3 separate regions of the Homo sapiens genome follow, and all the other regions are linked to region 1. The links are chromatin loops, found by intact Hi-C in ENCODE. Cell type or tissue: K562. All regions are shown on one strand.

What was found. Peaks named below come from ENCODE experiments on the same cell type or tissue, not always from the same donor. Only the 100,000 strongest peaks of a DNase experiment are listed, where the experiment ranks them.
Region 2: it touches region 1 in a loop (2.4-fold over the local background); 1 of 110 quality-filtered maps calls a loop at or near these places.
Region 3: a loop joins it to region 1, with 2.4 times the contacts of the local background. A loop is called at or near these places in 1 of 110 quality-filtered maps.

The regions. Positions count from the first base shown.
Region 1 is chr7:111,222,720-111,225,219 of GRCh38, reverse strand. All of the region lies in intron 3 of IMMP2L (inner mitochondrial membrane peptidase subunit 2), which reads left to right. It overlaps LOC124901725 (a long non-coding RNA gene), which reads left to right. Exons shown (of 2, transcript XR_007060477.1): 1 at 1-2,500. Among named protein-coding and RNA genes, the nearest start is that of LRRN3, 130 kb to the right of the region's middle. In K562, no CTCF peak of the experiment used is centred here; a DNase peak (open chromatin) is centred at 1,089.
Region 2 is chr7:111,473,895-111,476,394 of GRCh38, reverse strand. The region is part of intron 3 of IMMP2L (inner mitochondrial membrane peptidase subunit 2); the gene reads left to right. Among named protein-coding and RNA genes, the nearest start is that of IMMP2L, 87 kb to the left of the region's middle. In K562, no CTCF peak of the experiment used is centred here; DNase peaks (open chromatin) are centred at 214 and 1,054; H3K4me3 peaks cover 240 bases.
Region 3 is chr7:111,306,206-111,308,705 of GRCh38, reverse strand. The region is part of intron 3 of IMMP2L (inner mitochondrial membrane peptidase subunit 2); the gene reads left to right. Among named protein-coding and RNA genes, the nearest start is that of LRRN3, 220 kb to the right of the region's middle. In K562, no CTCF peak of the experiment used is centred here; no DNase peak of the experiment used is centred here.

The DNA.
Region 1 (2,500 bases):
ATCATTGGTAATGAATACTGTCAGTTGTTTTCCTTGAAGTGACAGATTAACTTTGTCCATTTTTGTGAAAATGTCTGCCAAAAATCCAAGTCTAAATAATAATAGCTTATCTGTCAGTTGTCCCTTTAAGTAAAAAGTGTTTGGTGGAAAAAAGTGGCTAGTTCAGCTTGCAACGGAAACAACCAGGAGTGCTGTTCCTTAAACAACCATTGTACTCTAGTTGCAGTGAGTGCTTTATGTGTATTTGCCATTTCACCACACAGAATAATAAAACACATTTAATTTGAGATATAATGGAACTAAGATTTTTACTCCTTCATCGAAGACATTCTTAAATAAAACAGACTTTGCTTGCTTTAATGACAGTGCATGGCAGTGAAGAGTACAATGACTCAGTAAAGTTTGGTGCCAAGGCTTTGATTTATGCTAAGCTGCTAGCAGTTCTCCCACCAGTGCTTTCATATCATCTGTGAAAATATTAACATATCAAAAAGGGTAAATAACATTTTAATATCATTATGAAAATAATTTTGCCCTCATGAACTCCTGAAAGGTTCTCATGGATCTCAGGAGTCCATTGAGTTCACTTTAAGAGCCACTGCTTTAAAGAAAACAGCAACACACAGTATTCTGCATCTTGTCACCCTCTGTCACCAAGTATCTACCTTAGTCTTTGCACACAAATTGCAATCATCATTTAGTTTACTACTTGAGTAATTTTGGAAGATGGTATTTAAAACACCTTTCTTCAACTTCCTTAGATACTTCTACTTTTAACAGGGTTCCTCTCTAAAATGTCATTAGCAGGTGTTTATATTTTCATGGAAATTTTCCTGTGACAGATAGACTCACACATGTACAAACCATCATTTGCTGAGGCCATTAAGTTAATTTTCCTTAATCTATTTGTTTCAAAGAATTTTAGTATATTCATTTTACCAGTATACTCTTTAGTTCTGAAAGGGTCAGAATAATGACATTCTCACTTGTGGTTCTGAAATGCATTTCAGTTCACAAAGCACTTCCTCATGCATCATCTCTTTTGGCCATCACACCAGTCCTGTGAGATTTGCAGGGCAGTGTCATTATCTCCACGAGTAAACCCAGGTTGAGAGAGGGGGAAGTGGGTTGCCTAAGGTCTAAGGCCACACAGTGAGTGGCAGAACAGAATTGAGATGCTCTGTTTTCTATATTCAGTTTCCTCTTGTGTATAGTGTTCTTTCTTTTCTTGTAACAATTTAAAAGGCATTCCATATTTTTTCCCTAGTCTATGTAGCTGGTTTCTCTTATCATTTCATATCATAAGATGCCTGCACAGGCTGTTGACTTAGATAAAAATATTGTGTAACTGAAGAAATGGAAGCTACACATAGGAGCTATGGTCTCAGCGAAGGCCTGATACTGCTCACAATTCTGTTGTAACCATGAAGGTTACTTTCTTTTAAACTTAATAAATATCAGCCAACCCAGGTATGAAATTTTCAGCTGCAAGAAGAACTGCAGGAAACAGTTAAATATACCCTATAGCCAATATAAGGCAAAACAATACAGAGAATGGAGATTTGCTGGGTAATTAAGCATGTTACAAAGTAGACTGACTAATCTATAATCATATGCTAGGATTAGTAATACAAAAGGCTGACATACGTGGTGTGAATTAATGAAAAAGGGTTTTGAAGAGTTTACAATAGCAAAGATGGTTGCATATTATAACAATTAATTAAACATTATTTTATTTCTTTGTGGTATTCCTTTCTGGCCAAGAGGATTGAACACTTCCTAGAGTTCATTGTGCTTAATTAGACTTTAAAAAATAATTTTTCTTAATTTGTTAGAAAATATTTTTAAAACACTGCAAATGATAGAGAATAATAACATATATCCATGTTTGCAGCATCCAGTTTTATCGTATTTTAACATTTTTCTAGCTCTGCCTTTCTTAAAGAAAAAATATTACAAAAATAATTAAAACTTACTGTATACCTTGTCGTGAGGCTGTGTCCATCACTACCAAGAGTTAATTATCATTCTGAATTTACTGATCATTTTTCCATAATGCATATTTTTATATTTTGATACATATATTTGTATTGATAAATATATATAGTGTTTTTCATGTTTTAATAGTGTATAAAATTTGGTATCATTCTATGTCATTTTGCAACAGTTTTTTTCTTCAATGTTGCTTTTGAGATCATTCATATTTATATATGTAACTCTGATGTAGGTATACAATGTGTAGTATTTTTTAGTGAGTATGCCATAATTCATGTATCTGTTGTACTATTGATGGCTGTGTAGGTTCTTTTCAATTCTTGCTATATGTACCGATATCAGGACATTGTTATGTATACTTCCCTATCCACATGGACAACAGATTTTTTAGGGCATATAACTAGAAGTGGAATTGCCAGGTCTTTGGTATACATTTCTTTAATTTACTAAATATTGTCAGCTTATTTTCAAAAGTAGTTTTGCTATTTTATACACTTATACATTC
Region 2 (2,500 bases), 250 kb before region 1:
TACTATGTACAAGGAAATGTACTTTTACAAAAGATTATTAAGTGTTTGAAAACACCGATTTTATTTACATAATTGACTAATTTAAAAAGTATTATTTTCTTTTCTGTGAAACAAATCTGAAAGCCTCTATTTGCCAGTTCTTCAGTGCAAGACTATGGGTCTAGGCTTTGGGACATCTTGTTTCTACTTTGAGTTGCATCATTTTTAATTGGCTGAGTGACCCTGCACAGGTTACTTTAACTGTTCCTTGGATCAATTGCATCATCTGCAGAATAAGAGGTACAGACTAGTTGATCTTTAAGGTCTCTTTCATTTAAAAAATGCATGAAAATAGCTTTAGGGATCAAAATGGAATTGTTAGGAAGTTCAACATAAGAATTAATCCCTCAGGATATCAGAAAACTATGTTGCATAGTTTTAAAGTTGGAGTCAAAACTGACTTGAAATTTTTTAAAGAAGAGCTATATTGGCACATGAAATAGAAATTCTGGAACAGATAGGAGACTTGGAACACCAGGTCTTTATTGGTGAAAGACATCAAATGAATATATACTTATAAAGATTATGTCTGTAGTTGCAATTATTGAAAATTGCAAACATAAATGTTGGCAGGTAGACGTTTTACAGAAGGATGAGATCAAAATCCTTTCCTATTTATTTAAAATTACTCAAAATAAGATAGTGGTAGAAATCTTTGTTTCTTTGTTCCTTGTAATTTATTCTGGGAGTAGAGTTTTTAATATTCTAATGGTTAATTTTGTTCTGGTTATCTCCATATCTCTTGTCAACTTAAGATGTGTTTCCCACTGGTAAACACAGTGTCCGCTGGTTCTTGCTAAATAAAGATACCATAGTCTATATTCTGCTTCATATTTTAGGTCTTGGAAAAGTGGAAGAAATCTCTAAACTAAACTTAAACATAACCTTATTTGATCCAAGGTCAGTAGATACCTTTCATTTTTCTTTTCCTTTTAGAAAAAAAAAAGGCACTGTTTTGGTGAGTAGAGGTGGCAAGGCTGGGAAATGTGTCGGTAGCTGATAAGAAAGGGAAAGGCCTTAAAACGACACCCACCAAATTTTATCAGTGCCTTGGAGCTCAGGAAAGTATTTCTTTCCAAGAAGAGAACAGGAATGCCTTTTAAAAAAATTGTTTATTTCCATTAAGGAGAAACCTCAAGGGCCCATGAAAGGTTATTCCTTTGCATAATCTAGTGACAGGTTTACTCATACTCAGAGGTTACATTAATACTTACTGATGGCACAAGTATAAGTTTCACTTTATTAAAAATTGTATGGATGTTGGAACTGCTGTTGAAGAAGCTGGCTTGGTTTGATTTAGCTATGGATATGATAATTATAATATGGCTTTCTGTACTTTTAGAAGTCATAAGTTATATTGCAAGGATTTGTGTATTTGGATTGCTAGAAAGTTACCGTATAGTATTATGACAGTACAGTAGGAAACATTTCAGTGTGAAGAATAGTATGTCTCACATAAATTTTACCATAGAATTAAGTAAGAATCATTAAAATATTCCGGGTTTATTAAAAATTCATTATTCTACTAGATGATCTTTAAAGAGCAATAAGAACTTGAAGAAATAATAGGAAAGCTTTGGTAACAATGACACTGTGTTAATTGAGTTGCAAGAAGGTAAAGAATGTATTAACAGAATGGATCCAAATTTGGCAAAAAAGGTTTGTAATAAATCAAGGGGGGAAATCAGTTAATAAAGAAAGAGGCCAATTATCAGTGAGGGGAGGGGAGTGTATTTAATGATTCTAAATGAAAGGTTAAACTGCTTGGGTGAATTTCAGTTTAACAAAAAGGAAGAAAAGCAATATGGATAATTAGGCAGTAATAAGAGCATACTGAAAAAAAAAAGCGGAAAACTGCCTTAGGTGCTAGGGGAATATTGGCTAATGAACTTAACCTCCTGCAGTTATCTTTGAATATTCACTTTTGCTTTATAAATGGGAGAAGTGATGTTTTTAGTTATTTTCAAGGAGGTATGATTCCTTAGCACACTTTATCATATTGTGGACTTTAAAAAAAGTAATTTCAACTTTTATTTTAGATTCTGGGGCACATGTGCACTTTGTTACTTGGGTATATTGTGTGATGCTGAGGTTTAGGGTATGATTGATCCCGTCATCCAGGTAGTGAGTATAATAGCCAATAGTTAGTTTATCAACCTTTTTCCCCCTTTTTCCCTCCCCACTCAAGTAGTCCCCAGTGTCTATTATTGCCATCTTTATGTTCATGAGTGACCAATGTTTAGCTCCCACTTTTAAGTGAGTACTTGCAATATTTGGTTCTCTGTTCCTGCATTAATTTATTCTTAGGATAATGGCCTCCATCTGCGTTCATGTTGTTGCAAAGGACATGGTTTCATCCTTTCTTATGGCTGTGTAGTACTCCATGGTGTATTTGTACCACACTTTCTTTATTCAGTCCACTGTTGATGGGCACCTAGGTTGATTCCATGTCTTAGCCATT
Region 3 (2,500 bases), 83 kb before region 1:
TAATGTTATATTTGAAAGTTTATGACAAAGGTACTTTTTTTTCTCATTTGTTCCATGTAATTTTCTTTCTTTTGTATGATGATACCATTAAAGTAAGATTGGCCAGAAAGAGTCAGATGTTTTTAAATTGTAGTAGTTCACTGTCTGTACTATCAATTTTATAATATTTTTCTGCCTAGAAACTTTTTGTTCTCCATACATAGAAATAAAGGCCGACTCAAAGCATATTACATTAAGATGGCAAGTTTAAATAATTTTTTGTAACTGCTTGTTTTTTCACTCCTGCACTATCCCCACTGCCTACGTCTTCAATCTCCAGATTCCTACATCACCAATAAGACCCAAAGTTTCCTTTTCTTTTGTATTTTTCTCAAATGCACCAAATAAAACTTTACCTTTAGATTTTATTTGTTTACCCTTATATATTTATTTAGCTTTCATATTTTCATGAAAGGTGTATAATATTTACAGATATTAATAGTAAGATTTTGTCACAATATATCTGTGAGATAGGGTACTGCCAGTGTAGACATTATATTTACTTTTTAGCCTGGGATTTTTTTCTCTATGTTGGTTGATTGAAGCAAATAATCTTATAGGCCAGAAATACAATTGAATTTGGACAGATACGCACAAGCATAGTTGTAAGTTAAGAGACTGAGTTGAACTATATCACTATAATTGTTTTAGTTTGTGAAAATCTCAATCTATATCTCTATTTCTTAAAATTTGTAGAATTGCTTAAAGTGTTCAATTATATTCTGTATATGTATTCAAATCCCCTTAATATCAGGCCTGATTTTGGTTGAATTTTACTGTTTTGTATTTATGGAACTTATTTTTATTATTACTGGATTTACACCTAACAACAAGAAACAATGCCCCATGAGCTAGTATATCAATAAAAATTGTATTGCTATGGCCATTTCTAAGGAAGTTGGAAACACAATTGGAACAAATAGGAAATAGTTCCAAGTAAGAAAAAAAATTCTCTCAAGGAATAAAAACAAACTGTAAATTATGAATATGGTAAAACTTATGGGGAACATAGTAACTTGAAAATATTTTCTCGATTTAATAAATACTATATATATAAAATGTATGTAATTATATTTTATAATGGTATATTGTTTTTATGCAAAGTTTATATGTTATATATAGCAGATATAATTTTGAGAAGTATCACTCTGGAACCTTCTATATTTTTACCTACTGCGAGGTAGATAATCATAGTTTTTGCCTAGTTATATTTTATTACAGAATATGGTACACATAAGCATGTTTAGTGCAAAGATCAGGACTAAAATGCATAAGTGAAACTAGAAGGAGTGGAACCAAAAATCAAAACTTAGTGACTCGACAGTATTGGTAAATACTGTTAAAATAAGAATAACAAGATAAATAGTAACATTCATGTAACATTGGCCAAATATTAATCACTCTTTAGTTTCTTATTTCAAGTGCCATTTAGAGCAAATATATAAGAAAATTAAGATCTTAAATTCTGGAATATATCAATAAAATATTTTTTAGGATCCAAAAGTAAGGTACTAAGTTTTCTAACCCAATTTAAGATTGTATAATAGAGGTGCTTATTTCCTTTTTTGAGGTTCCCATCTTATTTGTGTAGAAAATGGACAGAAATGATAAACTAAGGACTATATAAAGAAAATAGATAGAAAAATATATATAGAATATAATTAGAATGTAATATATATCTATATAGAATATAGTTAACCAGTTCTTTAAACATCAGAGAAGCTCTTTTAATAATGAGAGATAATTTTCATAAGGATAAATTTAAAAAATATAATGTTGCTATATATTGACAATCAATATAGTCTTCCCTGCCTCCCCCATTTGCTGTGGGTAGCAGAGTCTTAGTTTTGTAAATTGTTTTATTTTTCTTGATTCAGCCCAAAGGATAAAAGTCAGAAAACATCATCAAATTGAAAGAGTCTCTAAAGATTGCTTACACTGCATTACTTTATCAAGAGATCTCATCATTACAGCTTCCCAGTCAGTAACCCCTTTTCTGCTTTAAAACTGGACACACACACACACACACACACACACACACACACACACACACACACACAGAGTCCAGTGATAATCAATGTGATCTCATATATAAAAATGAAAGGCCTTTAAATATTTCTGAAAATTTGTTGACATAGATACCAAATAAATAAAGACAGATTTATGCTAGAATTTTTTAAATAGACATAATTTTTAGAGAAGTTTTAGTTTCACAGAGAAATTGAACGGAACATACAGAGATTTTCTATGTACCTACTCCTGTTCCCATACATTCATAGACTTCCCCATTTATCAGTATCCCCCACCAAACTGGTACATTTGTTACAGTTGAATTGACATTGACACATCATCACCCAAATTTCACATTTTACATTAGCATTCACTGTTGATGTTGTACATTCTATGGCTTTGGACAAGTTTGTAATAACATGTATCCACTGCTAGAGTATATAGGGTAGTT